Linked DNA regions of Homo sapiens: regions 1 and 2 are each linked to region 3. A link is an interaction called in ENCODE POLR2A ChIA-PET data of the cell type or tissue named here. Cell type or tissue: PC-9. All regions are shown on one strand. Links, peaks and the distances in the headings refer to the core of each region. The heading gives the core; the rest is flanking DNA. Region 1 overlaps PHTF2 (putative homeodomain transcription factor 2). Region 2 overlaps PTPN12 (protein tyrosine phosphatase non-receptor type 12). Region 3 overlaps LOC124901681 (a long non-coding RNA gene).

Region 1 (10,829 bases), core at 3,781-8,780, 290 kb before region 3:
GCTAAGATTCAGCTTGAGTGTCAATGGGAGAGTACTAGGGTGCAGCGAGAAACTGGAGATGCACGTGATGAGATTGGAGGGCAGCATGGAAGTACCTGGCCACTGCAGCCCTGTCTCCCCAACCCAGACTGGATCAGCCCAGAGTCAGGAGGGACTTCCCATTTCAGGGAAAAGGTAAGCAGAAGATCCCTACCAGCCCCCACTGCCACTGCAAACACCTACAATCCTTACTACAGGAGAATCCCACAGTCCTTGCAAGCCCCAAGCCCAGTCTGGAGAGCTGCCAGGAATTCATGCAGCTGCGCTGCCCCAGATTAGGAGCACAGGGTGCACACTCCCCTCCCCCACCCAACCACTCCCTGTGAGAAAAGCTGCTGCAGCATGGTGCCATCTTGAGACCAGAGCCACCTCTGGAGTGCACCCTGCTCTGGAGGTTAGTAGCCAGTGAACTTCTCTAGCACTGGGGCTCCATCTTCATTCCATCACACTCACATGGGTGGCTGAAAACCACAACCCCAACTATGCAAAGCCTGGGCCCAGGATCGGCTGTGACTCCAGTCCTGCACAGCAGGGAAACCAACCTCCCTTCCCCTCTGCTCCCCAACACTCTGCTGCCACTGCCACACTTCCAGTCAGAGGAACAGTCTGGCACTCCCACCTAAGGCAAACCTGCCCTTGAGCCAGAGAAAACTGCTATATGCCCTCCAAGTGGAAGAGTGCCCCCCACGTCTCTAAGCAGCTGATACATCCCTCGGGCTGGCAGAGAGGCTACACATCTGCACTCAGGTCCTGAGACACAGCCCTACAGCACTCCCCCACTGCAGACATGCCCTCAGCTCTCCACCTGCAATCAAGGTCTAAGAAACAGTCCTGTCCCTGGGCACAGCAGGCTGCTCCTGGTAGGCATACCCTCAGCCCATCCAAGCAGCCATGAGCCCATGACTGGACCTGAGTAACATCCCTGTGGGCCACCTCTAGCAAACATATCACTTGTGGGCCTATGGAGGGCTCACTCCTGAGCCACACCCCTGAGCCAGCCAAGCAGCCTTGCATCTGCATCCCAAACCTGAGAAAGTCCTGTGGGCCCCCCCGGTAGACAGATTCATTCCCAGGCTGGCTGAGCAGCCCTGTGCCTGCTCCTGGGCCTATAAACAGCTCCATGTGGGGCATGTCCCACACCAGCCAAGAAGTTGTGAAGCCATGTCAAGGGCCTGAGAAACAGCTCTGAGGGCCATCTATGGTGGACACACTCCTGAGCTCCCCGAGCAGCCTTGTACCCATGTCCCAAACCTGAGAAACAGCCCCACGGGCCATCTACAGCAGATACATACATCCACAGGCCAGCCAAGCAGAAGAGAAGGGAAAAGGTAAGGAAACATATTTAATGAAATAACAGCTGCAAATTTCCCAAATATTGGGAGAGAGATGGACATCTAGGTCCGGGAAGCTCAATGAACCTCAAATAGACGCAACCCAAATAGATCCTCTCCAAGGCAAAATATATTCAAATTGTCAAAAGACAAACACAAAGAAATTCTAAAACCAAGAGAAAACATCAAGTCACATACAATGGAATTCCCATTAGACTAATAACAGATTTCTCAGTAGAAGCCTTACAGGCCAGCAGAGAATGAGATGATATATTCAAAATATTGAAAAGAAAAAAAAAAAACTGCCATCCAAGAATATTATATCCAGCAAAGCTATCTTTCAGAAATGAAGGAGAAATAAAACCTTTCATAGACAGGCAAAAACTCAGTAAATTCATCACCACTAAGCCAGCCTTATAAGAAATGCTCAAGGGAGTCTCACAGTTGGAAGTAAAAGGATGATAACCACCATCATAAAAACATGTGAAACTATAAAACTCACCAGTAGAGTTGATAAAGAAGAAAGAGAAAAGAACCAAATCTTATTACAGAAAACTACCCAACCACAAAAATAAACAATAAGAGAGGAAAAAAGGAAATAGAAAACAAGAAGAAAACAATCAATAAAATGACAGGAGAAGGCCTCACTTATCAATAATCACCTTGAATGTAAACGGATTAAATTCCCCATTTAATCAAAAAGGAGACTTTTCAACAGATACCACAGAAATGCTGAACTATGAACAACTTGGGATGAGTGCAGTGGCTCATGCTTGTAATCCCACTGCTTTGGGAGACTGGGGAGGAAGGATCACTTGATTCCAGGAGTTCAAGACCAGCCTGGGCAACAAAGCAAAACTCTATCTCTAATATACGTATACACAAACACACACACACGCACACACACACATTAGCTGGGAATGGTGGTGCACACCTATAGTCCTAGCCACTCAGAAGGCTGGAGCAGGAGGATTGCTTGAACCCAGAAGTTTGAGGTTACAGTGAGCTATGATCACGCCTGTGCACTCTGGCCTGGGAGACAGTGAGACCCTGTCTAAAAAAACAAAACAGAATAAAACAAAAAAACATACAACTATACACAAATAAATTTGAACACCTAGAGAAACTAGATAAGTTCCTGGACACGTAACACCTACCAAGATTGAACCAGGAAGAAACAGAAAACCTGAACAGACCAATAACAAGTAACCAGATTGAATCAGTAATAAAATGTCTCCCAAGCCGGGTGCGGTGGCTCACGCCTGTAATCCCAGCACTTTGGGAGGCCGAGGAGGGCAGATCATCTGAGGTCGAGAGTTTGAGACCAGCCTGACCAACATGGCGAAACCCAGTCTCTACTAAAAATACAAAATTAGCCGGGTGTGGTGGTGCATGCCTGTAATTCCAGCTACTGAGGAGGCTGAGGCAGGAGAATCACTTGAACCTGGGAGGCGGAAGTTGCAGTGAGTCGAGATCACACCATTGCACTCCAGCCTGGGCCAACAAGAGCAAAACACCATCTCAAAACAAAACAAAACAAAAAGTCTCCCATAAAAGAAAAGTTCAGGACTGGATGGCTTCACAGCTGAATTTTACTGAACCTTTAGGGAAGAATTAATATCAATTTTTCTCAAATTATTCCAAAAAATTGAAGCAGACTGATTCTTCCTAACTCATTCTATGAGGCCTGGATAACCCTGAAACCAAAACTAGACAAGAAGACAACAAAAAGAAGAAAACTGCAGGCTAATATATTCGATGCACATACACATAAAAATTCTCAACAAAATATTAGCAAGCCAAATCTAACAACACATCAAAAAGATAATACATCATGATTCAGGGGAATTTATCTGAGGAACGCAAGGACGGTTCAACAAATACAAATCAATAAACATCATACATCACACCAATAGAATAAAAGACAAAAACCATATGGTCATCTTGATAGATACAGAAAAAGCATTTGATAAAAGTCAACATTCTTTCATGATTAAAACCTCTCAAATTAGGGATAGAAGGAAAATATCTCAACATAATAAAGGCCATATATGGCAAAGCCAAAGCTAACATCATACTGACTAGGAAAAAGCCAAAAGTGTTTCCTCTGACTACTAGAACAAGACAAGGATGCCTACTTTCACAACTCTTATTCAATATACTACTGAAAGTCCTAGTTGGAGCAATTAGTCAAGAGAAAGAAATAATAGGCAACCAAGTTGAAAAGGAGGAAGTCAAAATGTCTATTTGCAGATGACACAATCTTATATATAGAAAAACTTAAAGACTATACCAAAAACTCTTAGAACTGATAGATGAAATCAGTATAATTGCAAGATACAGTATCAATATTCACAAATCAGTAGCATTTCTAAACACAAACAATCAACTAGCTGAAAATGAAATAAAAAAGGCAATCTTATTTACTACAGCAACAACAAAAGAATACCTAGGAATAAATTTAAACAAGGAGGTGAAAGACCTCTATAGGAAAACTATAAAATGCTGATTAAAGAAACTGAAGAGGATACAAACAAATGAAAGACATCTCATGCATATGGATCAGAAGAATATTATTAAAGTGACCCCACAACCCAAAGAAATCTACAGAGTCAATGCACATGTCAAAATAACAATTACTTTCTTCACAGAAACAGAAAAAACAATCCCAAAATACATATGGAACTACAAAAGCCTCTGAATAGCTGAAGCAATCCTGAGCACAAAGAGGAGGCATCACACCACCAGACTTTCAAATATACTACAAAGCCGTAGTAACCAAAACAGCATAGTACTGGCATAAAAACAGACACATAGATCAGTGGAACAGAATAGAGAACCCAGAAATTAATCAATCCATGTATCTACAGTTAACTGATTTTTGACAAAGGTGTCAGGAACACTCATTGAGGAAAGGATAGCCTCTTCAATAAATACTTCTGGGAAAACTGGATATGCAGAAGAATGAAACTAGATGCCCATCTCTCATCCTATACAAAAATCAACCCCAAAATGAATCAAAGACCTAAATGTAAAACCCAGAACTACAAAACTATTAAAAGAAAACAGCAGAAATGCTTCAGGGCATTGGTTTCTGGGAAAAGATTTTATGAATAAGTCCTCAAAAACATAGGCAACAAAAGCAAAAATAAATGAGATTATATAAAAACAAAAAGCTTTTGCATAGCAAAGGAAACAATCAACAGAGTAAAAAGATAACCTATAGACTAGGAGAAAATATTTGCAAACTATTCATGGGACAGGGAATTAATAGCCAGAATATACAAGGAACTCAAACTGTTGTTTTTTTTTTTTTTTGAGACGGAGTTTTGCTCTCATTGCCCAGACTAGAGTACAGTAGTGCAATCTCGGCTCACTGCAACTTCCACCTTCCAGTTTGAAGAGATTCTCCTGCCTCAGCCTCCCAAGTAGCTGGGATTACAGGCGCCCGCCACCATGCCCGGCTAATTTTTTTGTATTTTTAGTAGAGATGGGGGTTCACCATGTTGGTCAGGCTGGTCTCGACCTGCTGACTTCGTGATCCACCCACCTTGGCCTCCCAAAGTGCTGGGATTACAGGCATGAGCCACCGCACCCGGCCCGGAACTCAAACTTTTTAACATCAAAAAACAAACAATCCAATTTAAAGATGGGCAAAAAATCTAAAGACATTTCTCAAAAGAAGACATACATGTAGCGAATAAACATATTTAAAAATGCCCAACATCACTAATTGATATGGTTTGGCTCTGTGTTCCCACCCAAATCTCATCTTAAATTGTAGTTTCCACAATCCCCGTGTGTCATGGGAAGGACCTGGTGGGAGGTAACTGAATCATTGGGGTGGTTTCCCTCATGCTATTCTTGTGATAGTAAGTTCTCACAAGATCTGATGGTTTCATAAAGGGCTTCACCCTTTGCTTGGTTCTCATTCTTCTCTCTCCTGCTGCCATGTGAAGAAGGATGTGTTTGCTTCCCCTTCCATCATGATTTTAAGTTTCCTGATGCCTCCCCAGCCATGCTCAACTGTGAGTCAATTAAACCTCTTTCCTTTATAAATTACCCAGGCTCAGGTATGTCTTTATTAGCAGCGTGAGAACGAACTAATACACTAATCATCAGGGAAATGCAAATCAAAACCATAATGAGATACCATCTCATCAACTTAAAATGGCTACTGTCAAAAAAACAAGAAAATAACAAATGCTGATGAGAATGCAGAGAAAAAGGAACTCTTACACATTTGGTAGGAATGTAAACTAGTACAGCTACTATGGAGAAGAGCATGGAGATTCCTCAAAAAACTACTAATAGAACTACCATATGATCCAGCAATCCCACCACTGGGAATTTTATCCAAAGGAAAGAAAATCAGTATATTGATGAGACATCTGTACCCCATGTTTATTGCAGCACTATTCACAATAGTCAAGATATGGAATCAACCTACATGCCCAACAACAGATGAATGGATAAAGAAAATGGGGTCTACAGACAGTGGAATACTGTTTTGCCATAAAAAGAATCAAATCCTGTCATTCGCAGCAACATGGATGGAACTGGAGGACATCATGTTAAGCGAAAAAAGCCAGGAACAGAAAGTTAAACCCTGCATGTTCTCACTCATAAGTAGAAGCTAAAAAGCTGATCTCATAGAAGTAAAAAGTAGAATGGAGGATACCAGAGACTGGGAGGGGCATAAGGAAGAGAGAGATCAGAAGAGATTTGTGAAAGGTTACAAAATCACAGTTAGATAGGAAGAATAAGTTCTAGTGTTCTATACCACTGTTGGATGACTATAGTTAACAATAATATATAGTTGCAAATAGCTACAAGAAATAATGTTTGAAATAATGTATACGTCAATTACTCTGATCTGATCACTATACATTACATGTACTGAAACATCATTATGTACCCCTCAAATATGTACATTATGTGTCAATTAATAAAAGTAGTTTTTTAAAATAATGTAATTGAATTGAGCAAAATGAAACATGTATCTGTCCTGGACCCATGTACTATAAACAGGCAAACTATTAAAAGTTATTTCATGTCAGGCATGGTGGCTCACTCTTGAAATCCCAGCACTTTGGGAGGCCGAGGCAGGCAGATCACTTGAGGTCAGGAGTTTGAGACCAGCCTGGCCAACATGGTGAAACCCCATCTCTACTAAAAATACAAAAATTAGCCAGGCATTGTGGTACGCACCTGTAATCCCAGCTACTTGAGAGACTGAGGCACGAGAATCACTTGAACCTAGGAGGCAGAGATTGCAGCCAGCCAAGATTGCACCATTGCATTTCAGCCTGGGCGACAGATCATGACTCTTGTCTCAAAGAAAAAAAAAAAGTTATTCCAATATATAAAAAGAATAACCAAATTTCCAAGAGAATACAAAAAGCCAGACTAAACACAAGCATCTAACTTTACTACCTTACAATATCTAACTGAAATGACAGCAAACGCATACATACATGAGAACAGAGAGAACGGAAAAAAACAACAAAAATGAAGCTTGAAAGAAGATATGTGACTTGTAACTGACCTAGCAGATCCGAGACAGCAGACAGCAATAGTAGAGAAAGGAGAATATTAACCCAATTTATGCAATAAAACAAAGTTTCAGGGATTCATGGTTTAAGCATCCCCTGGAAACGGGAATAAAGTTAGTCCCATCTTTAGGCAGACTAGTTGAAAGCTGTTAAAATAAAAGATCCATTTTCTCTCACACCATGCCAATGAGTGACTATTTCTCTATGACCCTGCAGATGACTGGAAGTCAAACATGTATCATTATGAATGGTAAATAAAATATCAATTGAAAGAGCTGAACCTGTTTGTCCCTGGGAAACAGAAACTGTGGAAAAGGGGCTCTATGGCCGCTATTTTCCTAAATTTTGTATAACTATCTCTGAAAACATCTATCTGCAGAACTTTGATAAAAACTACAAATTGAAACCAGTTTTAAATTTCAATTTCCAAATAGTTATAGCTTCAGTAAACTGGAATTCTTACCATCATAAATATGATGGAATTATGCAATATATTCCAACATTTCCATTTAACATATTGGACAGCCACTTTCATAGATTTCGTATGCAAATCTGCCTGCTTGCTAAAATCAATACTCCTGGTACTTTTGCAGTCATTTACAGATATGCACAAAGCAGAGAAAAATCTGAGGTTCCCAACACGCATGTTCCCAGCAAAGGCTGAACAAGATGACACTATCTTCTTAAATAAGACAGCTATTATACCATAAACAAGGGTCCTTTTTGTGGTGTAGTGTCCTGTTTTTGGCTTTTTTTTTCTTTTTGTTGGGATTTTGCTGTTTTATTTTATTTTATTTTTGAGACAGAGTGTAGCTGTTGCCCAGGCTGGACTGCAGGGGCGTGATATCAGCTCACTGCATCCTCCACCTCCCGGATTCAAATGATCATCCTGTCTCAGCCTCCTGAGCAGCTGCAATGACAGGTGCACGCCACCAAGTCTGGCTAATTTTTTGGTATTTTTAGTAGAGAAAAGGTTTCACCAAGTTGGCCAGGCTGGTCATGAACTTCCAACCTCCAGTAATCCACCTGCCTCAGCCTCCCAAAGTGCTGGAATTACAGGCCTAAGCCACCGCACCCGGCCTAGATGTTGTTTAAAAATGCCCCCCCAGACCGGGCGCGGTGGCTCACGAGGTCAGGAGATTGAGACCATTCTGGCCAACATGGCGATACCCCATCTCTACTAAAAATACAAAAATTAGCTGGGCGCGGTGGCGCGTGCCTGTAATCCCAGCTACTTGGGAGGCTGAGGCAGAAGAATCGCTTGAACCAGGGAGTTAGAAGTTGCAATGAGCTGAGATTGCGCCACTGCACTCCAGCCTGGCGACAGAGTAAGACTCTGTCTCAAAAAAAAAAAAAAAAATGCCCCCCAAGTGTAGTGCTGAAGTGCGGCCTAGTGCTCCTAAGTGCAAGAACGATTTAATGTGTCTTACAGAGAAAATACTGTGTTAGGTAAGTTTCATTCAGACATGAATTATAGTGCTGTTGGTTGTGAGTTCAATGTTAACAAAATAAACAATAAAATTAAATAAGGTGTCTTTAAATAGAAACACATATGAAACAAGGTTATGTATTGATCACTGATGACAAAAATGTTGTGACCAGTGGCTCACAGGAACTCAACTCTGTATTTCCTCTAAGAGCAACACTTCACTATTGGCTAATTCAGTGTTAGCAGCGACCTTATATTAACACAGCTGTGAACAATGAGAATTTGCTGTAATTGGATTTACAGCCTGGGCTTGCAATTAGCTACAAGAAGGTAGATGGAAAGTTAATGAAGTAGAAATGAGGACTGAATTGTGTTTCCTGAGTTTTCTCCTCCTATGGTTACAGAGGCCAATTTAAAATTAGGGTATGTGGCTTTAAATATTATTCTTGATACCAGGTCATTTTAAAAATGAGGAACATATGACTGGACACCAAATCTTACGATTTTATGTAACATCATTATCAACATGTCCAGATCATCAATTCATGATTGATAAAACTACTAAGCCAACTGGTCTAAACCACCTAGAAACTGGAGAATGCAATACAATTTAACAGCCACTACCTCTAACATTCTTTTAATCTGAAGAAATTTTCTGTAAGTCAGGAAACCAATGTTTCAATCTGTAGTCTATTCAACTCCACATCACAGAGAAAAGTACTTAATAAACATACTGCAACTACTATTTAAGCCAGAATGATGAGCTAAGTAAGCTATGTATAGCTCATACATTTCATTATTGCTTAAATATTTTCAGCAATATAACACACAGAAGGTGCTGAATAAATACAATGCCTTTCTCTTCTCCCAAGGTGCTCATTAAATACAGTACCTTTCTCTTCTCCCTTTCACAGTGCAAAACACTGCTATCTACTCCCACTTCTCCATCTCCTCTCTTTAATCCAATCATCTTTTGCTCACAATACTCCACTGAAAGTTCTCTTTGAGGACACCAGTGACTTCCAGTCGCTAAATGCAATGGTCAGGTCTCAGTTGCTTATCTTATACAATCTACGGGTAGTATAAAGCACAGCTGATTATGTTCTCTTCTCCTGGAACACTTTATTCACTTAGCTTCTGGGAAACCACTCTCTTCAGTTTGTTCCTCTTTATTCACTCCTTCTCAGTTTCTTTGCTAGTTTTCCTCTTCTCCCTGAGCTCAGTTTTTGCACATCTCTTATCTTCACACAGTCCCTTGGTGATCACATCTAATATCTTGGTTTAAATACCATGTATAAATCAGTGTAATTGGATTGTAACTCAAAGGATAAAATGCTTGAAGGCCTGGTTTAAAATTAAATAAATAAATAAATACCATGCATCTATAGATGACTACTGTATGACTACTATTAGATTATACCTATAACCTCACCTGTTCCTATATCCACTACATTAGAAAAAGTCAAACAAGTTTCCTTACTTGAGGACTTGTTAGAGCCTTTTAACACGTTACTCTGCATTATAAATATCCAATAGAAGATTATGTACACATTATTGGCTGGGTGCTGTGGCTCACACCTGTAATCCCAGCACTTTGGGAGGCCAAGGTGGGCAAATCACGAGGTCAGGAGATCGAGACCATCCTGGCTAACACAGTGAAACCCCATCTCTACTAAAAACACAAAAAATCAGCTGGGCGTGGTGGCGTGCGCCTGTAGTCCCAGCTACTTGGGAGGCTGAGGCAGGAGAATGGTGTGAACCTGGGAGGTGGAGCTTGCAGTGAGCCAAGATTGTGCCACTGCACTCCAGCCTGGGTGACAGAGCGAGGCTCTGTCTCAAAAAAAAAAAAAAGTAAAAAAAGAAGATTATGTACACATTATTTCTTACATTTATTTAGAACAGAATCCTTTCCTTGTGATTCATCTTGTGAAGCATACTACTGACTAAGCCACTAAATATAGCATACTTAGACATCTCTCAAGTAGTTCTAACTTCTTACAGTACACACAAATTATGTAAAAATAAGCAAGCTTCTCCTGATTAGAGATAATAATTGGGTTTGAGGTATTCAAGTCATTTTACTGCATTAGAGGAAAACTTGCCTCAAAATTATCCTTATGCAGAGTTAAATTTATATCTCTCTTCAAATACATTCATCTGTATTAATTACATACTCTAAGTGAACACAGAATAAATGTGTGTCATTTCTTCTGCCTCAAACAACTTAATATAATCAGCATATGTTGTCATTAATCTTTTTCCAGACTAAATGTTCTCAGCTCCTTCACCTGTTCTTCATATAACATGATTTCCAGGCCCCTCACCATCCAGGTTCTTTTTCTCATCAGATAAGATCTAAGTAATTCCTGGAATCCAGTTAGTCAACAAAATAATGTATTTGAAGAATGCAAAACATTGGAGCTATAATTTCTTGTGATAAGGATATGATCACATGGTCATGTAGCCTATGCCTAT
Region 2 (10,829 bases), core at 2,360-7,359, 81 kb before region 3:
TTATATTCCCGTAAAGCTCTGACCTATTAGACAGAAAGAGCCTATGATAGAATTATAATCCTAGTATAGATTTCAGGATATTAAAAAAGGATTGATTCAATGGAATAAAACCTTACAAAGATCAGACTTTGATCTAATTAGAAAAAGATGAAAAGGTGATGCGGTATTTATCACATATTTTCTGGAGATTATTTAAATATAGTTAAAAGTTTTAAAAAATACAACAATAGCTGGGCACAATGGCTCATGCCTGTAATCTCAGTGCTTTGGGAGGCTGAGGTGGGGGAGGACTGTTGGAGCCCAGGAGCTCAAGACCAACCTGGCAACATCTCTACAAAAAAAAATTTTTTTTTAATTAGCTAGGTGTGGTATATGTGCCTATAGTCTCAGCTACTTGGGAGGCTGAGGCAGGAGGAAAGCTTGAGTCCGGGAGGTTGAGGGCGCAGTGAGCCCTGATTGTTCCACTGCACTCTGGCCTGGGTGAAATAGCAAGACCTCGTCTCAAACAAAACAAAACAAAACCCAAACACTGAATATTGCAATAAAAGAACTTTAGCCTATAATTCCTGCACTTTGGGAGGCTGAGGCGGATGGATTGCTTGAGTCCAAGGATTTGAGACCAGGCTGGGCAACACAGTAAAACCTCATCTCTATAAAAAAAATAAACTCGGCAAGGTGATGTACCCGTGAGTCTGGGAGGCTAATCTTTTTTGTATTTTTGGTAGAGACGGGGTTTTGCCATGTTGCCCAGGCTGGTCTTCAACTCTTGGCCTCAGGTGATCCTGCCTGCTTCGGCCTCCCAAAGTGCTGGGATTCCAGGCATGAGCCACTGCATCCAGCCTAAAAACCTGTATTTCCAGATATAAAAACTTTAGCTTTGAAATTAATCTTGAATTCATGGAATAAAACAGAAATGCTTTTCAATTAAAGTTTAAAGATGCTGGGTGCAGTAGCTTATGCCTGTAATCCTGGCACTTTGGGAGGCTGAGGTGGGTGGATCACTTGAGGTCAGGAGTTTAAGACCAGCCTGGCCAACATGGTGAAACCCTGTCTCTACTAAAAATACAAAAATTAGCTGAGCATGGTGGTGGGCGCCTGTAATCTCAGCTACTTGGGAGGCTGAGGCAGGAAAATCACATGAACCCGGGAGGCAGAGGTTGCAGTGAGCCGAGACTGTGCTACTGCACTCCATTCTGGGCAACAGAGCGAGACTCCATCTCAAAAAAAAAAAAAAAAAAAAAAAAACCCAAAAATTAAAGAAAACTGTTTATAGCCTACTCAGCTTTTCGAAATATTAAATATCTCAACTTAGATTAAATTATACAAAATAATACAAATGTTTGGCCGGGTGCAGTGGCTCACACCTATAATCCTAGCACTTTGGGAGGCTGAGGCAGGGGGATCGCCTGAGGTCAGGAGTTTGAGACTAGCCTGGCCAACATGCAAAACCCCATCTCTACTAAAAATACAAAAATTAGCTGGATGTGGTGATACATGCCTGTAATCCCAGCTATTCAGGAGGCTGAGGCAGGAGAATCGCTTGAACCCGGGAGGCAGAGGTTGCGCCACTGCACTCCAGCCTAAGTGACAGAGTGAGACTTCGTCATCAAAAAAAAAACCAAAAACCAAAAAACAAAAAAAACCAATCAAACAAAACAAACAAAAAACACATTCGAGGCCGGGCGCGGTGGCTCATGCCTGTAATCCTAGCACTTGGGAGGCTGAGGCAGGCGGATCACCTGAGGTTGGGAGTTCGAGACCAGCCTGACCAACATGGACAAACTCCGTCTCTATTAAAAATACAAAATTAGCCAGGTGTGGTGGCACATGCTTGTGATCCCAGCTACTAGGGAGGCTGAGGCAGGAGAATCGCTTGAACCTGGGAGGCGGAGGTTACGGTGAGCCAAGATTGCACCATTGCACTCCAGCCTGGGCAACAATAGTGAAACTCCATTTCAAAAAACAAAATAAAACAAAACAAAAACACATTTGATTCTACATTATAAAATATTTGGCTAGATTCAGAGCATGTCATAATAGGATTTAATTAAGCTAAAGGCATTGTAGGAGGATTTCCTTGCACAATAATTCCTATGTTAATAAAGGAATAAGAACGATGTCACATAAAACTTAAAAACGTGAAATTGTCACTTGGCTAATAAAAGAAATGCATATTTCCTAAAACTCATGGACCGATATTAGATTATCCTAACAAACTGAGATCAGCATTTGGTAATAAATCTGTCATTTGGAAAACCAAGAAAATTCAAACAAATATTCTGGGAACTGACAAAACCATTTAAAGGGAGAAAAGGAAAATGAAGGTTATAAATTTTGCAACTTATTTTCTCATACTTGGTTTAACAATGTAATAGTTATCATAGACTCAATGACAAAGATGTAAACAAATTCTACAAAAAAAAAAAAAAAATCTCAGCACCTTCAGGGACAAGGTGGTTATATATAGAATTGAAGCAAGACAATTGGTTAGAAAACAAAGGCAGAAATGAGAATACTAAGAGAATACAGTGTTTTTGTCAGGTCTAGAAGTTGAATATCCAGTAAGATGTTACAAGGCTAAAATAACACTGAATTATAACACAACAAAAGGGAGTTAACTGTGGCTCTTTAATTCTGCTTAACTGAAAAGCATATACACAAGGCCAGGAGTGTTGGCTCATGCCTGTAATCCCAGCACATTGCACACTGGGAGGCCAAGGCGGGCAGACCACCTGAGGTCAGGAGTTCGAGACCAGCCTGGTCAACATGGCGAAACTCCGTCTCTACTAAAAATACAAAAACTAGCTGGGCACAGTGGCGTGCGCCTGTAATCCCAGCTACTCAGGAGGCTGAGGCAGGAAAATCACTTGAACTTGGGAGGTAGAGGTTGCAGTGAGCTGAGACTGTGCCATTGCACTCCAGCCTGGGCAACAAGAGTGAAACTCTGTCTCAAAAAAAAGAAAAGAAAAGAAAAGCATATACACAAATAACTAAAACACTTTATACAAAATGAAATTCAAGTAGAATCAATGCAGAATTACTTGGGTGGGGGTGGAAGGGAAGAGTAAAGAGAACAATGCAATTATTTTTTAAAAAAGTAAAACATTAACGAATTATATGATTTTTGACATGAGATCTTTCCTAACTTTATTTCATTTAGAACATAATTTACCTTATATCGGAGTCATTAAATAGCCATCATAATACAGATACGAATAAGAAGGAAATGAGTTTAAGTAAAAATGTTAAGTGTCCTGGATATTCTTCTCATGTTAGACAAAACACAAGACAACAAAAAAAAGGCTAAATATTACATCTTAACAAAGAGTAAAAGTTTCCTAAAATTAATAGACCAAGAACACCTACCACTCCATCAGCAATTTTCTGAGCTCCATGAATTTCATATAGTTGTAGCTGTTTTTCAAACAGTTGGGCAATAGCTCTATGAACAAGTTCATATTGCTCCTATGAAGGAGAAAAATGATTAAAAAACAAAATGAAAACAACATTTTAAAAAAGAAGAAAGCATTTATAAAATAGCAGTTTATAAAGGGAAACAAACAACTATACCTTTGTTTGTACTGCAGAATGCCTTTGTGTTCTCATTTCTTGTATTAAATTAAATACATTAAATTCCTCTGGTATTTTCTAAAACAGAAAATTTAATACATCAACTTTGTGTATCTATTCAGAAAATAGTAAAATCTTCTTCAGCTTTTCACATAAAACTTAAATACCTGCTGGTTTACTGCAAACATTTATTGAACACCACTTAATGCATCTCAGACACTGTGCTTGGCACTGTGGAAACAAAACTGTTCTTGACCCTCAGCATTCAAGATGGGGAGACAGTTATGTCCAGCCAAAGTATGACTGCAGTATACAGGGAATAAAGAGGCTATGGCTAACTGTTGAGTGTGTGCAGCTACAACATAGTTGGATATCAAAAGAAGGTTATCCCATAAAAAGTGAAGGAAATATACATAAGCACAGCAGATTCAATGTATAATCTATGTGGGGAATTGAGAAGTTTGATGTAAACAAAGCCTAAGACTAAAAGAAGGAGAAGGTACTCAAAGGAGGAGAGAAGATAAGGATATTTAGGATCAGACTGTGAACATAATAAAGAGACTGAATTTATTCTATTGGCCAGTATCTCCTGGATTGGCTATATAAGGACCAGCTAAAAGACCTAGGTAAAAATATAGATCCTTTGGCTCCAAGTTGGGGAACTAATTATGAAACGACCTAGACAATTCTTTTGTGTATATGGAATTGCGACTACTGCAATAGGCAATGTTGACATGAGAAGATCTGATATTCACACAATTTTTGTATCAAGGAAGAGGACAGTCTGAAAGAGTGAGAAACTGGCGGAGGTTTACAGAAGCAGAAATATCATAACTGTTATCAACAAGAATATTTTGGAGTGATTAAGATGGAAGGGTTAAAAATGATTTCCAGGTTTGCTGCTTGGAAGTCCTTATATACATCATAAGATTTTTGGGTTTTTTTTTTGTTGTTTTTTTTTTGAGACGGAGTCTCGCTCTGTCGCCCAGGCTGGAGTACGGTGGCGTGATATCCGCTCACTGCAAGCTCCGCCTCCCGGGTTCACGCCATTCTCCTGCCTCAGCCTCCGGAGTAGCTGGGACTACAGGCCCCCGCCACTACGCCTGGCGATTTTTTTTATATTTTTAGTAGAGACAGGGTTTCACCGTGTTAGCCAGGGTGGTCTCAATCTGCTGACCTCGTGATCCGCCCGCCTCGGCTTCCCGAAGTGCTGGGATTACAGGCGTGAGCCACCGCGCCCAGCCAAGATTTTTACATGAAGACTTAACAACTAGGCCGGGTGCAGTGGCTCATGTCTGTAATCCCAGCACTTTGAGAGGCCAAGGCAGGCGGATCACCTGAGGTCAGGAGTTTGAGACCAGCCCGAAACACGGTGAAACCCCATCTCTACTAAAAATACAAAAATTAGCCAGGCATGGTGCCGCGTGCATGTAATCCCAGCTACTCGGGAGACTAAGGCAGGAGAATCGCTTGAACCTGAGAGTCAGAGGTTGCAGTGAGCCGAGATTACACCACTGCCCTCCAGCCTAGGCAACAGAGTGAGACTCCATCTCAAAAAAAAAAAAAAAAGAGAGAGAGAGAACTATGTTCAAAATACACAACTTTTATTTTATTTTATTTTTTGAGACGGAGTCTTGCTCTGTCACCCAGTTTGCAGTGCAATGGCACAATCTCGGCTCACTGCAACCTCTGCCTTCCAGGTTCAAGCAATTCTCCTGCCTCAGCCTGACAAGTAACTGGGATTACAGGCGCCGGCCACCACGCCTGGCTAATTTTTGTATTTTTAGTAGAAATGGGGTTTCACCATGTTGGCCAGGTTGGTCTCAAACTCCTGACCTCAGGTGATCCGCCCACCTCAGCCTTCAAAAGTGCTGGAATTATGGCATAAGCCATGGCACCTATCCAAAATACACAACTTTTAAAATGACCAAATGTTTGTTTTGTTTGCTAGCATTCATTTATGTGTCCCTTCTCATTCCAATTTTAATCTTTGACTTTTATGTTAAAATGTGATCGAATTCCAGTTAAATTTTGTTCACTTAAGCATTTTCATTTGAGAATTAGATGATTATAGTTTTTGAGGAAAAAAATATTTAACCCCAGAGGGCTTTTTAAGGAACTGTTTAACATGTAAATATTTCCTTGCAACAATAAAAAATGGAGAGATGGCAGGGAAAAAAGAGAAATAAGGGGAAGAAGGAAGAAAAAGAAAAAATAAACATTTTATTAATTCTACTCTGTACAAGACAAAGATGAACAATTCATGGAAACTATAAAGCTATGAAGGATTAAAGGCGCCTCTCTAGAAATGAACACATTATGGAACCAGCAAAAGAATCAAATGTATACATAATGAAGAGACTTGTTTTTCAAATCTATAATGAAGGCTGTATCTTATTTATCTCTGTATCATCCACAGTATCAAACACTATTTCTTGGAAAAAGCAGTAGTAGGAACAACAATCACAACAGCAACAGTAATCAACACTAACAATAAACTGAGTACTTACAATTTACCACATAGTTCTGAAGAACTTCACAAAAGTTATTTAATTCTTATGCATTACTACTACTATGACCCCTATTTTCTGATAAAGAAATAGAGGCACTATGGGATTAGTATTTTGACCAAGATCCCACAGCTAGTAAATGAGAAAGCCAGAATTATAATCTGGGCAATTTGGCTCGAGTCAGCATTCATAGACTACAATACTATAATGTCTCCAGCAGGCATAAATACATACTGAGTGAAATACACTTATACCTAGAGTAAACATAAAAGGCAATGGGCCAGGCACCGTAGCTCACGCCTACAATCCCGGCACTTTGGAAGGCCGAGATGAGTGGATCACCTGAGGTCAGAAGTTCGAGACCAGCCTGGCCAACATGGTGAAACCCTGTCTGTACCAAAAATATAAAACATTAGCTGGGCGTGATGGCAGGCACCTGTAATCCCAGCTGCTAGGGAGGCTGAAGCAGGAGAATGGCTTCAACCCAGGAGGTGGAGGTTGCAGTGAGCTGAGATCGCACCATCGCACTCCAGCCTGGGCAACAAGAGTGAAACTCTATCTCGGAAAAAAAAGAAAAAAAAAAAAAGGCAATGAAAATTTAGTATTGGAAAAGTCAGTAACAGTTTATATCCTAATGCAAGTATTCACTCACCTAGAACACTGTCACATTGTTCCCCAATGCATCCTATCAAAGGCAATATGCAGCAATTATACCTTTTCTCCACCTTTATTTTTTATAATCATTTTATTTTTTAATTATTTTTAGAGACGGGGGTCTCCCTATGTTCCCCAGGCTGGTCTCGAGCCCCAGGGCTCAAGCGATCCTCCCACCTTGGCCTCCCAAAGTGCTAGGATTACAGGCGTAAGCCACTGTGCCCGGCCTTCACTACCTTTATTTCTTACTTAATAAAACTACTTTGGAAAAAATAACATGTATAATAAAATATACACTATAATTTACTGCAATTATAATTAAGTTTGAAAATCATAATAGATCAATTGAACATAATGCTACAAAAAATTATTCTTACCCCAGCTTTTAGTAAATTCCACGTATAATCTATGGCACAAATGGCACCTGTTCTTCCACAGCCTGCACTAAGGATATAAAGTTTGAAAAACAATTGATTTTTGTGATAAAACAACTATAAAATAAATGTGGATAGACATGTTAATATTCAGAAACAAAAAATCATTTAAGAAGTTTGACAAAATTCTACTTAGTAATAAACAAAATACAACTTACAGTGTGTTCATGGCAACATCTGTTACACAGAATACATATACATATACACTATGATTTTTCCTATATGTACATACCTATGATAAAGTTTAATTTATAAATCAGGCACAACAAGAGATTAACAACAATAACTAATAATACATTAGAACAATTATAACAATCTATCACTAGTCACTACCTCACTACTGTTGAGGTTTGGGCCATTATAAGTAAAATAAGGGTCATGTGAACATAACCACTGGGACACCATGACAGTCCATCTGGTAACTGCAGTATCTACTATGTGACTAATGGGCTGGTAGAGTCTACAGTGTGTACACACTGGACCATGGGATGATTTATCTTGCAAGCAGGACATACTTCCCCATGCTTCTCAGAATGGTGCAGCATTTAAAACTTACAAAGTGTTTACTTCTGAAATTTTCCATTTGATATTTTTGAACTATGAGTAACTGAAACTGAGGACAGTGAAGTCTTGAATAAGGAAGGCCTATTGTCTTCTATCTTTTAAACATTTCATTTTTAAGGGGTTGGGCGCAGTGGCTCATGCCTGTTGTCCCAGCACTTTGGGAGGCCAAGGCAGAAGGATTGCTTGAGCCTGGGAGGTCGAGGCTGCAGTAAGCCATGATGGCACCAATGCATTCCAGCCTGGGTAACAGAGTGTGACTTCATCTCAAAAAGAAAAACAAAAATTAATTTAAGGAACTTCCAAGAGTAAGTGACACAGAGAATAGCTACTAAGTTGTCACTCTGGAAGTCTAATGCTACATCAGAAAATGTGACTAGCTAACAACGTCTTACAGAGACATTTATTCTATGTTCAAGATGGCTCTTGTGGCTGGGCGCAGGGGCTCATGCCTGTAATCTCAGCACTTTGGGAGCCTGAGGCCGGTGGATCACTTGAGGTCAGGAGTTTGAGACCACCCTGGCCAACACGGTGAAACCCCATCTCTACTGAAAACACATAATTAGCTGGGCGTGCTGGCAGACACACGCAATCCCAGCTATTCAGGAGGCTGAGGCAGGAGAATCACTTGAACCGGGGAAGTGGAGGTTGCAGTGACCCAAGATCGTGCCATTGCACTCCAGCTTGGGCAGCAAGAGTAAAACTCCAACTCAAAAAAAAAAAAAAAAAAAAAAAAAAGATGGCTCTTGTTTTAGAGTACAGGAGGAAATGGTACATCATTTCAATCTATAGAAGGTATAGGAAAGGTGAAGAATGCTATAAGCCCTAGAAAACGGATTGAGCAACAGCAGTGATTTCCACAAAAGAACAAGACAATGATATGCTCTCATATCCCAAAAAACTAATGGGAGCTGGGGACTTTAGAGTAACATACCATAGGTTTTTTTATTTTAAAACATGACAGGCTGGGCTCAGTGGCTCACGCCTGTAATCCCAACACAATGGGAGGCCAAGGAGGGCGGATCACCTGAGGTCAGGAGACAAGCCTGGCCAACGTGGTGAAACCCCGTCTCTACTGCAAATACAAAAAAAAAAAATTAGCCGGGCGTGGTAGTGGGCGCCTGTAATCCCAGCTACTTGGGAGGCTGAGGCAGGAGAATCACTTGAACCTGGGAGGCGGAGGTTGCAGTGAGCTGAGATCACGCCATTGCACTCCAGCTTGGGCGACAGAGCGAGACTCCGTCTCAAAAAAAAAAAAAAAAAAAAAAAAAAAACTCATGACAAAAGTATTTTAAAGTAACTGCTTCTCAACTAGAGAAAGGCTTATGCATCTTAGAATTGAAAATCACTATGAGTAATTATAAGATGTTACTGACATCACCAGAATAATCTTTGGCAAAAACCCCCACAAAGTTGTGTAACATTTTAATGCATATTTTGAAATGTATACCTATCAGCAGTTTGTTAAACATGTAACCTAAAATTCCTGATAAAAGTACACTATAAACAACCTAGAAAGATTTTTTAAAACTCTTAATAAACATAATCAATTATATTAATTTTTAGTTGATACATTTGTGAATTCTGTGCATCAAAACATTTATAGAATTTTAGTTGAGTTACTGGGATAAATTATATATATCTAAAATTTGATAGTTAAAAGTATAACATAAAGATACAGATAACCAGATCAATGAAACACAATAGAAAGTTCAGGAACAGATCTGAGTACATGTAACATTTCTTACATAACAGTGAATTCTCCAGAGATCAGACCGTTCAGTAAGTGGCAAAGGAGAAGTTAGCTATCAATGAAGAGCAAAAAATTAAATTCTGATCACATACCTTAACCATAAAAAATCCAGGTGGATAAAAATATATATATATATATGATATAAACATATTGGATATTTATCCAATGATAAATGTTAAAAAGTAAATCTATGAAAGTACTAAAAATATATGCAAAATATATACACTATTGTGTTAGGGAAAGACTTTCTATGTACAAATATCTCAATGGACAAAAACCATTCAAAAATCTGACATGACAAAATGAAACTTATGTATTGCAAACAGGCAGAAGACAGGAAAAACCATGGTACTTACAACATGAATAAAAGTTAATGTCCTCAATATATAAAGCACTTGTATAACTATTAAAAGATGAGGCTGGGCGCAGTGGTTCACGCCTGTAATCCCAGCACTTTGGGAGGCCGAGGCAGGTGATCACCTGAGGTCAGGAGTTCAAGACCAGCCTGACAAACATGGAGAATCCCCAACTCTACTAAAAATATAAAATTAACCGGGTGTGGTGGTGCATGCCTATAATCCCAGCTACTCGGGAGGCTGAGGCAGGAGAATCACTTGAACCCAGGAGGCAGAGGTTGCAGCAAGCCAAGATCGCACCATTGCACTCCAGCCCAGGCGACAGCCCAAGACTCCGTCTCAAAAAAAAAAAAAAAAAAAAAAAAGGAAGAAAAAAATGCAAACAAAGGCTGGGAACCGTGGCTCACACCTGTAATCCCAGCACTTTGGGAGGTGGAGGCGGGCAGATCATGAGGTCAGGAGTTCAAGACCAGTCTGGCCAACATAGTGAAACCCCGTCTCTACTAAAAAATACCCAAAATTAGCTGGGTGTAGTGGTGTGTGCCTGTAATCCCAGTACTCGGGAGGCTGAGGCAGGAGAATCGCATGAACCCAGGAGGCAGAGGTTGCAGTGAGCTGAGATCGTGCCATTGCACTCCAGCCCGGGCGACAGTGCAAGACTCTGTCTCAAAAAAAAAAAAAAAAAAAAAAAGCAAACAAAAAGATAACACACAGTATTGGGGAAGGTATAGGGAAATAGGTACTCTCACATACTGCCAGTGGCAGAATTAAGTAGCATCAATTTTCTGGATAACACATTAAAAAATACTCATTAAAATACTTTAAAAGTTTATGTCCTTGACCAACAAATCTCACTTCTGGATATTTATCCAATAATAACTTTGTCCTAATAACTGCAGATGTGCTCAAAGATTTAACAATAAGATGGCCATTAAAGTAAATTAAAAACAAAAAAACAGAGTGGCCACTAAGCATTTAAACTGCTGTTTAA
Region 3 (10,829 bases), core at 2,085-7,084:
AGCCGTCCCTTCCGGGAGGTGAGGGGCGCCTCTGCCCGGCCGCCCCTACTGGGAAGTGAGGAGCCCCTCTGCCCGGCCACCACCCCGTCTGGGAGGTGTGCCCAGCAGCTCATTGAGAACGGCCAGGATGACAATGGCGGCTTTGTGGAATAGAAAGGGGGGAAAGGTGGGGAAAAGATTGAGAAGTCGGATGGTTGCCGTGTCTGTGTAGAAGTAGACATGGGAGACTTTTCATTTTGTTCTGTACTAAGAAAAATTCTTCTGCCTTGGGATCCTGTTGATCTGTGACCTTACCCCCAACCCTGTGCTCTCTGAAACATGTGCTGTGTCCACTCAGAGTTAAATGGATGAAGGGCGGTGCAAGATGTGCTTTGTTAAACAGATGCTTGAAGGCAGCATGCTCATTAAGAGTCATCACCACTCCCTAATCTCAAGTACCCAGGGACACAAACGCTGCGGAAGGCCGCAGGGTCCTCTGCCTAGGAAAACCAAAGACCTTTGTTCACTTGTTTATCTGCTGACCTTCCCTCCACTATTGTCCTATGACCCTGCCAAATCCCCCTCTGTGAGAAACACCCAAGAATGATCAATAAAAAACAAAACAAAACAAAACAAAAACAAAAAAACAAAAAAAAGAAAAAAGAAAAAAATGCACTTCAAGTTATGCCCTTCCAAATTTTTTCCTATGCATTTATATATGTGTGTGCATGCAAAGAGATACAGTTTTGCTCTGTATTTCAAAAATTCACTTAGAGGAATAGTTTAATTTCTAAGGTAAACTTTATTTGAAAAAAGGGCCCGCAGTATTTTACTTTAACCAGATACTGAGACTGAGTTTCACGGGATGTGAGGAAATGCCAGAATCAGGGCTTGATCATGCTTATTGTAGATGGCCCTTTCCCCTCAGAAATGGGAGAGAAATTCGACTGTAGGAAGAGAAATGGAAGGATGATCAGAAGTGCCTCTGCTTTTGATGGTTCAAAAGAATGTACCAACCAGACAATGATCGGTAAAGAAGATATGCTGAACAAGTTGTGTAACAGTCTAGTACGGTTTGGTATAGTGTTGGGTAAGAAGTGTTACTTGTTTAAGGTATTGAGTCCCATTTTGGCTGGTGTTTTTAGTCTTTTTTAAAATGTTTCGTCTTATTGGCAAGCTTCTCTCTCTTTCTTGCAACACTTGAGAGTTTCTTGAGTTCTCAGCGGCTACCTTTGGCATCTACTGCTAGGTTTGGGAAAATTTATGTAAACTATCTCCAAGGATTTCAATTCTTTTTTTTCTTTTTTTTTCTTTTTTGAGATGGAGTCTTCCTTAGTCGCACAGGCTGGAGTGCAGTGGCGCGATCTCGGCTCACTGCAACCTGAGCCTCCTGGTTCAAGTGATTCTCCTGCCTCAGCCTCCCAGTAGCTGGGCTTACAGGTGCCTGCCACCACGCCCGGCTAATTTTTTTGAATTTTTAGTAGAGATGGGGTTTCACAACGTTGGCCAGGCTAGTCTCGAACCCCTGACCTCAAATGATTAACCCACCTCGGCCTCCCAAAGTGCTGGGATTACAGGCGTGAACCACCAAGCCCCGCCAGGATTTCAGTTCTTTGGAAAGGCTTAGCAGTGCTTTCCTTGGTACCTTGCTAGCTTTTTCTTCTTCTTCTTCTTCTTCTTCTTTTTTTTTTTTTTTTTGAGACAAAGTCTCACTCTGTCGCCCAGGCTGGAGTGCAGTGGCGTGATCTCGGCTCACTGCAAGCTCCACCTCCCGGGTTCCATGCCATTCTCCTGCCTCAGCCTCCCGAGTAGCTTGGACTACAGGCGCCCGCCCCCATGCCTGACTAATTTTTTTGTATTTTTAGTAGAGACAGGGTTTCACCATGTTAGCCAGGATGGTCTCGATCTCCTGACCTCGTGATCCACCCACCTCGGCCTCTCAAAGTGGCTTTTTCTTCTTTTCAATACATTTAGGTCTTGTTTCAATCTACATATGGCTTTTTAACATATCAACATATGAGGGTTTATGCTGTGTGTGTCAGATACAAAAATGTTATAGAGATGGCTCCTACTCCTAAGGAATGAATATCTTAGTTCAGGAGACAGGAAAAACAATAAACTCTTAGTTACTTTAAGTTAATAAATGTGAAAGAGTGATACAGATAATAAGTGATTTAACAGTTCTGAGGAGAGAGAATTGTGGACCGGGCTGTCAGCATGGGGTGGTCACAGAGGTAGACCTTAAAGGGTAAGTTAAATTAGGTTTGAACAGGAAGTAGAACGCCCAGGCAAGAGAAGTGATAAGCATGAAGACAGCAAAGCAGAAGTTTGAAGTAGAACATTTGTATAGATGTGAAAGCTCCAAAGTAGACTAGGCTCTGGAGAATGTTGATACTGTAGGCATGGGAGCCACAAGAGGTTTCTGAGGATAGAAGCAAAATTATGGAAATGAGGAAAATAGTAATCTGGTACTTTTCTGATAAATTGTGAATGAGAGAGAAGGGAATGAGAGATATTAGGAGCCAATACATGAAACAACAAAAATAAAAGTAAGAAGTGGCCGGGCACGGTGGCTCACGCATGTAATCCCAGCACTTTGGGAGGCCAAGGCGGGCAGATCACGAGGTCAGGAGATCGAGACCATCCTGGCTAACACGGTGAAACCCCGTCTCTACTTAAAAAAAAAAAATACGAATAATTAGCCGGGCGTGGTGGCTGGAGCCTGTAGTCCCAGCTACTCCGGAGGCTGAGGCAGGAGAATGGCGTGAACCCAGGAGGCAGAGCTTGCAGTGAGCTGAGATCACGCCACTGCACTCCAGCCTGAGTGACAGAGCAAGACTCCGTCTCAAAAAAAATAAAATAAAAAGTAAGAAATGCAGGCTGGGTGCCCTGGCTCACGCCTGTAATCCCAACACTTTGGGAGGCCAAGGCGGGCAGATCACTTGAGGTCAGGAGTTCGAGACCAGCCTGGCCAACACGATGAAACCCTGTCTCTACTAAAAATACAAAAATTACCCAGGCGTGGTGATGTGTGCCTGTAATCCCAGCTAGTCGGGAGGCTGAGGCAGGAGGATTGCTTAAGCCCCGGAGTTCCAAGCTGGAGTGAGCCATGATTGTACCGCTGCACTCTAGCTTGGGCAACAGAGCAAGACCCTGTCTCAGAAAAAAAAGCTGGGTGGAAGGAGGCAGATCTTGTTTGGGAGATTTTTAAAAATGGCACATGGTAGGTCCAGCTTTAGAAAGCTCACCTACCTATACTATAGTCTCAGGGAAATTTACTGCTCTGCCTATCCTCTGTCACAGCCACGTGTTTGGGCAGTTGAGAAGTTAATCAGCCCATACAGACTGGCCAGCAACCTATGTCCTGGTATAAGAAGATGGTCTGGGCCAATCAGTTCTCACTCTTAGGAATCTGAATTTGGAAACCTAGAAAGAGTAAGTCATTATGCAGCAAGGGCAGAAGCTGAATGTATGCCATGGGGTAGAATTAGCGATTTGAAGCCTTGAGAGAGAGTAGAAAGTATAAAGAATCTGATTAGGAAGAGAACATTAGGATGCACTCAGTGGCTCACGCCTGTAAGCCCAGCATTTCGGGAGGCTGAGGCGAGCACATCACTTGAGGCCAGGAGTTCGAGACCAGCCTGGCCAACATGGCGAAACCCCGTATCTATAAAGTAAAATAAAATAAACTTTTAAAGGAAAGAAAAGAACATTAAGCAGACATGCAGCAATATGTGGGTATGTCACAACATAACCCATATGGCCATGGGGGAGATGGGGAGAATCTCCAGAGTAACCTGACTTCCGATAAACTTTTAGGAGAGGTTCAGTTGACATTTATTCCATAAGTAAATTTTGCTTTTCTTGAAACAGAATAGGGCAGTAATAAAGAGCGTGGGCTCTGAAGTCAGAGAAATGAAGGTTCAAAAACCTGTTCCATTTCTTGTTCAGGGTAAGTCACTTAAGCTGTCTAAGCATCAGTTTCCTCTTTTAGGAAAGCCACCTGGTGCTGGCTTAATGAGATAATGTTTCAGCAGTGGTGTACTATATACTTACTCATAGAAAACACAAAATAGGCCAGGCGCAACGGCTCACACCTGCAATCCCAGCACTGTGGGAGGCTGAGACAGGAGAATTGCTTGAGCCCAGGAGTTTGAGAACAGCCTAGGCAACACAGTGAGACCCAGTCTCTACAAAAAAAATTTTTAAATTACCCAGGCGTGGTGGTGCATACCTGTAGTCCCAGCTACTTGGGAGGCTGAGGTGGGAGGATTGCTTGAACCTCGGAGGTTGAGGTTGAGGCTGCAGTGAACTCTGATGCCACTGAATTCCACCCTAGGCAACAAAGCAAGACTCTGTCTCAAAAAGAAAAGAAAAACAAAACACAAAATAATAACTGGTTAAAGACCGTTAATGATTTCTGGGTCTTGTGCTTTTTTACCTCCTTCCTCATCTCTTTAGGCCCTTTTCCTACTCACTAGCTACATCACTCTGGGTAAATACAGGAGGAATGAGAAGAAAGCTAAATTTCATTTTTAAAAAAATCTCTCTTCTTACTACTTTTGTGAAGGTCTGAGTGGGAAGGAATTTAAAACTAATAATCCAAAAGAGGTTTCAGGATGATCTACTTGTTTCATGTTCATATTACCTTTTTTTTCCCTTAGCTCAGGTAAAATTAATGCTTTAAATGTGTGGAAATTTTAACTTTTGGGGTGTTTTCACATCTATACTCATACAAGCTACCTTTGTTATGGCTTTCACAGCATTTTATAGCTCTTTGTGAGTTCTGTTCTTTTTTTTTTTTTTACAACCCTGGGAAGTAATTTCATATCATTTTCTTCATTAATAGATAAAAGCTAAATGAAGCACAGTGAGTGAACATGATTAGCTTACTTGTGGAAAACAAATGTCAGACACATGGCCAAAGCTTACAGGTCCTGAGTTTCCAGATTGTTGCATAAACCACTGAGTCACAATGATTCTATACCTGGTGTGATTTAAGTGAAACTGCAGGTGAAGGTTGAAATCATTCCTGAGAGTCTCCCACAATGGCATTTCTAATATTAACCTGTCATTTCATTCTGCATTCCTCAGTCCTCTCCATACTCTGAAACTATATTTAAGATAGACTTTTGGGTGGGAGGTTATGAGAGAGTGAATGAGAAGCTAGGGAAATTCTTGTTTATCCTGGTATCCTATTTATTCCTTCTTTCTAGCCATAGTCACAGCAAATGTTGACCATTTTTTAATCTGAGTTTTTTGTTGAAATGTGTCATCTAATAAATAGGAAACTGGCAGTAAGGGAGCATAACTTTTTAGTTTCCTACGGTAACATAAAATTTTCAGAAGACACATAAAAATGAAGAGAAGTTTGGAAGGGATGAAATCTCTCTAATATTCAATGTGTATTTCAAAGCTTAATATGTCAGAGCTTTTTCATATATCACATCCTGTTTATCCTTATAACTCTACCCTTAAGTAGGTAGGTCAGGTATTATTTTATATATATATATATATATATTTTTTTTTTTTTTTTTTTGAGAAGGAGTCTCTCTTTGTCCCCAGGCTGGAGTACAGTAGTATAATCTTGGCTCACTGTAACCTCCACCTCCAGGGTTCAAGTGATTCTCCTGCCTCAGCCTCCCAAGTAGCTGGGATTATAGGTGTGCACTGCCATGCCTGGCTAATTTTTTTTTCTTTTCTTTTTTTGGTAGAGACGGGGTTTCAGCATGTTGGCCAGGCTGGTCTCTAACTCCTGACCTTAGGTGATCCACCTGCCTCAACTTCCCGAAGTGTTGGGATTACAGGCATGAGCCACCGCACCCGACCCTATATTCTTTATATATGCATTAGAATACTAGTAAGGATAATAATGCATAACTTTAGAGAAATTAAATTATTTGCCCAAGATCACATAGATGGCAGAACTAGAACTAAAACCCAGATAATTCTCCACTCAATGAAAACTTAAGAGTGTTACACAACAAAGGCTACATACAGTAATAATTAATGCTAACTGCAAGAGAATACAGTCATTAAATCCACCCTGTTCTCTGACCTTTCTATCTCATACTTCTTATGCTGTTTCATTTAACATTCAAAGAAAAATTAAAATTTTATAAATAACTTCAAAGTCAAATACTACCTGACCATCTAATTAGTCGTTTTTCAACATGATGACATTTGGTTTCTGTATTCAAGAATGGATCATTAACAAGGCTTATGAAATATAATTGTGCCATATAAAATTCATTCACTTTATTGATTGAGGTCAGGCCAAACTATCAGCAAAACAAAACAAGCAAAAAATCCCTTTTCTTCAGTGACCACTAATAATTTTAGATTAAAAAAAATGTGCTTCCACTTATTTGAGGTATCTAAAGTAGTTAAACTCATAGAAACAAAATAGAATGGTGGTTACCAGGGGTTGGGGGCAGAAGGGAAAAGGGGAGTTTAATGGGCATAGATTTTCAGATTTGCAAGATAAAAACGTTCTGGAGATCTGTTTCACAACAATGTGAATCAATACAGGTATACTTAATACTAGTAAACTATACACTTAAAAATGGTTAAGATGGCAAATGTATGTGTTTTTCACCACAATATAAATAAATAAAATATATAGTTTGAGATGATAAAAAATGGTTAGTGGTGATGGTTGCACAACAATGTGAATGTACTTAATGTTACTGAGCTATACACTTAAAAATGGTTAAAATGATAAATTTTATGTTAGATATATTGTACTGCAGTTAAAAAAGTATATTTAAAGTTCCATGATTTTATATTTTTATCATATTCACTATTCTGTGAAAATCTTGCACTTCATGTTTCTGTGTTGGCAACTAGAAAGCAGAGATTTCTTTCAACTCTGTTATTTAGCCTATAGTCAAACAAATAATTGGTGTCGTTAGCAGCTATACAAGTCTAAACTAAAATCTATAGAGGGAAATTTCATTTCCAAGAATTGCTGTAATATTATGCAAAAATCTTCTAATGCCCATAGAATTCTAGAAGGCACCTAATGTGCATATTATATGTCATCATTTGATGGTTACCTTACCTTGTCAGTGAATATCACATTTCTTTTATTTATTTATTTATTTTGAGATGGAGTCTCACTCTGTCACCCAGGCTGGAGTGCAGTGGCATGATCTCGGCTCACTGCAAGCTCTGCCTCCCGGGTTCACGCCATTCTCCTGCCTCAGCCTCCCGAGTAGCTGGGACTACAGGCGCCTGCCGATTTTTTAGTTATATTCAAGTTCATTCAGTAGTTGAAACTTTGGTTTTTGTTTTGTTTTAAGACAGGGTCTCTCACTCTGTCACCCAGGTTGGAATGCAGTGACACAGTCATGGCTCACTGCAGCCTTGACCTCTGGGACTCAAGTGATCCACCCACCTCAGCCTCCCGAGTATCCAAGACCACAGGCACACGCCACCACACCCAGCTAATTTTTGTATTTTTTGTAGAGAGTTTCGCCACGTTGCCTAGGCTGGCTTCAAACTCCTGAGCTCAAGCAATCTGCCTGCCTTGGCCTCCCAAAGTGCTGAGATGACAGGCATGAGCCACTGCACCTGGCTCAGTAGTTGAAAATTTGTTAAAAGGTATTTACTGTTAATAGCTAGTTACGATTAGTCTTAGTTTTCAATTAGCAAGCATTTTATGGTTTTAAAATTGTTTTTAATTTCCATTTAATATGCTCTACCAGTTACTTTTTAAAAGTATACTTTTAAAATAGTTTATTTTAAACTTTAGGGCATATCCTTTTTTTTTTTTTTTTCAAAGAAATTAACTATGTAATTTATCAAGGCAATCATCAACTGCCCTTTCCTTGTCAATTTTTAAATAGTTCCATTATTTCAAAATTCTGGTGAAATATTTATTTATATCTTTCTTCAGTAGTAAGTTGTCTCCTAGAGATATTTCATTTCTTTTTCTAGCTGAATGTTTGGTATTTAATATTTCTTCAGTAGATTTCAATTTGCTATCTTTCTGTAGTTCTCACTGAGTGATCTTTCTGTTGTGTTACATGAATACTATTTTTAAGTATATTCATAATATTTCACAAATCCAGTATCATGTGTCATACAGATGAGTCTAGGCAGTGGTTTTATTTCTAATGAGCAATTTGTGAGACATACTATTAATCATGCAATACCTTTAACAGTTGAACTTTTTAATTGTGGGTTTGTGTGTGCGAGGGAGATATTTATGATTTCTACTAAAGCCCTCAAAGCTGCTCAGACAGCCCTTTTGTCCATTTTTGGTCAGCTCCCATGGCTTTATCACTCGCTTCAAGCCCTACACCCTGCTTCTTCATTCTTAGAAAAATGGAGTTATCAAGTTTTAACTCAGTTTCTCCTTTCCAAGTGAAATTGGGAAATCACAAATTTACCCCTATAACTTACTCATTTCTCTCCACTATTAGGATTCTGTTGACCCTCTCTACCCTTTTATGTCTCTTCCTACTCTTGCTGTACAAATATCTCCTCTCCTTTATTGTCAGTCTTTTCCCCTTCAGTGACTCTCCTTATCCTACAAAATGCTCAAGACTCCCACAAACTACTGCCCATCTCATGCAACCCACAACAGTCTGACTACTGGCACATATCTCCTAAAGGACTTCCTACTTGCCAAATCTCATGACCTCTTAGTGTACATCCTTCTTAACCCTTGTGCAGCATTTGACCCTTTTCAGTGAATACCATTCCTTCTTGAAATTCTCCCTTTCCTTAGTTTGTTTTAATTGAAGTGAAATTTATATAATATGTAATTAATCATTTTAAAGTTAACAATTCAGTGGCATTTAGTACATTCACAATATTGTGCAACTACCACATCTATCTAGTTCTAAGACATTTTCGTGTCCCCAAAAGAAAGCCCTATTCCCATTAAACAGTTACTCCCTACTCCTTCCTCCCCTAACATCCTGGCAATCACCAATCTGCATTCTGTCTATATGGATTTACCTATTCTGTATATTTCATATAAAAATGGAATCATATATAATAGTATGTGGCCTCTTGTGTCTGGCTTCTTTCACTTGCATAATGTTTTGTTTCAAATCTTAATATTTTCATATTTGCCTCAGATTTTCAGTAAGAAAACAGTATGGATAGAGTTGAGATGCCTATAGAGTCCTTCCTTTCTCTCCCCAGAAATAACCATTATCTTGTATTTAGAATTTTTATTGTTCCAGTGCATGTATAACTTTATGCTGAGTAGTATCTTGCCTTTAAAAAAATTCTGGTAAAATCACATAACAAAATTTACTATCTTAACCATTTTTAAGTGTTCATTAGTGTTAAATATATTTGCATTGTTGTGCAACAGATCTCCAGAAACTTTTCATCTTGCAAAACTGAATATGTATACTCATTAAACAATGTTCCTTGATTTCCCTGTCCTTCTAGCTCCCAGTAACTACCATTCTACTTTGTTTCTATGAATATAACTATTTTAGATACCTCATACAGGTGGGCTCACATTTATTTGTCTTTTTGTGACTGGCTAATTTCATTTAGTGTAATGTCTTGAAGGTTCATCCATGTTATAGCGTATGAAAGGATTTTCTGCCTTTTTAAAGCTGAATAATATTGCATTATAAGTATATACTACATTTTGTTTATTCTTTCATCCATTGATGGACTTTTGGGCAGTGTTCACTTTTGAGGAGTTGTGAATAGTGTTCCTATGATCATGGTTTTCTGTGGAGAACCAAACTGTTTTCTACAGAAGCTGCATTTTACATTCTCACCAGAAATTGTACAAGGGTTCTAATTTATTCTCATCCTTGCCAACACTTGTTATTTTCCTTTAAAAAATTTTTGGCCATCCTACTGGGTACGAAGTGGTACCTCATTATGGTTTTGATATGCATTTTCCTAATGATTAATGATGTTGAGCATCTTTTGATGTGCTTCTTGGCTATTTGTATATCTTTGGAGGAATGTCTACTCAGCCCTTTGCCTATTTCTCTCTTTCTTTCCTCCTGTAACACTTTATACATTTAACACAATATTTTAGTCCTTACATTGCCTTATACTGGTTTGTTTATATATCTAGGTTATGAGCTCCTTAATGTAGAGATCTATCCCTGTAGCTAATAAATCTCTCCCAAGTTCATAGTAAAAGTCTGGTACATAGTAATACTCAAAAAATACTAAATCTCAGAACTTGCATTTAATTTTTTTTTTTTTTTTTTTTTTTGAGACAGGGTCATACTCTGCCAGCCAGGCTGGAGTGCAGTAATGCGATCTTGGCTCACCTCAGCCTCAACCTCCCAAGCTCAGGCAATCCTCCAGCCTCAACCTCCCAAGTAGTTGAGACTATAGGCACATGCCACCAAGCCCAGCTAATTTTTTGTGTATTTTTGTAGAGACAGGGTTTCATCATGTTGCCCAGGCTGGCCTCGAACTCCTAGGCTCAAGTAATCCAACTGCCTCAGCCTCCCAAAGTGCTGGGATTACAAGTGTGAGCCACTGTGCCTGGCCACAATTTCTACATATATTTTCAGTGAACAAAATAGCTAAAGTAAAATACACTAATTATAAAAAAAAAAAGAAAAAGAAAAACTTTTAAAGAATGTGAAGGCCAGGCATGGTGGCTCACGCCTGTAATTTCAGCACTTTGGGAGGCTGAGGCATGCGGATCGCTTGAGTCTAGGAGTTCGAGACCAGCCTGGGCAACATGGTGAAACCCCATATCTACAAAAAATTAGCTGGGCTTGGTGGCATGCGCCCATAGTCCAGCTACTTGGGAGGCTGCGGTAGGAGGATCGCCTGAGCCTGGGGAGGTTGAGTCTGTGGTGAGCCTTGATCACGCCACTGCACTCCAGCCTGGGCAACAG

What was found. Peaks named below come from ENCODE experiments on the same cell type or tissue, not always from the same donor. Only the 100,000 strongest peaks of a DNase experiment are listed, where the experiment ranks them.
Region 1: POLR2A ChIA-PET joins it to region 3 with 36 read pairs; 2 of 35 experiments call an interaction of 5 or more read pairs at or near these places.
Region 2: POLR2A ChIA-PET joins it to region 3 with 11 read pairs; 6 of 35 experiments call an interaction of 5 or more read pairs at or near these places.

What each region holds. Positions count from the first base shown.
Region 1 is chr7:77,811,970-77,822,798 of GRCh38, reverse strand. The region is part of intron 1 of PHTF2 (putative homeodomain transcription factor 2); the gene reads right to left. Among named protein-coding and RNA genes, the nearest start is that of PHTF2, 19 kb to the right of the region's middle. In PC-9, for the core only: no CTCF peak of the experiment used is centred there; no DNase peak of the experiment used is centred there.
Region 2 is chr7:77,603,584-77,614,412 of GRCh38, reverse strand. PTPN12 (protein tyrosine phosphatase non-receptor type 12) reads right to left here. Exons shown (of 18, transcript NM_002835.4): 9 at 7,112-7,178; 10 at 3,571-3,648; 11 at 3,367-3,465. Among named protein-coding and RNA genes, the nearest start is that of PTPN12, 72 kb to the right of the region's middle. In PC-9, for the core only: no CTCF peak of the experiment used is centred there; no DNase peak of the experiment used is centred there; H3K27ac peaks cover 1,524 bases.
Region 3 is chr7:77,522,686-77,533,514 of GRCh38, reverse strand. All of the region lies in intron 2 of LOC124901681 (a long non-coding RNA gene), which reads left to right. Among named protein-coding and RNA genes, the nearest start is that of PTPN12, 9.2 kb to the left of the region's middle. RefSeq lists enhancers at 6,940-7,439, 7,440-7,941. In PC-9, for the core only: no CTCF peak of the experiment used is centred there; a DNase peak (open chromatin) is centred at 4,964; H3K27ac peaks cover 4,208 bases.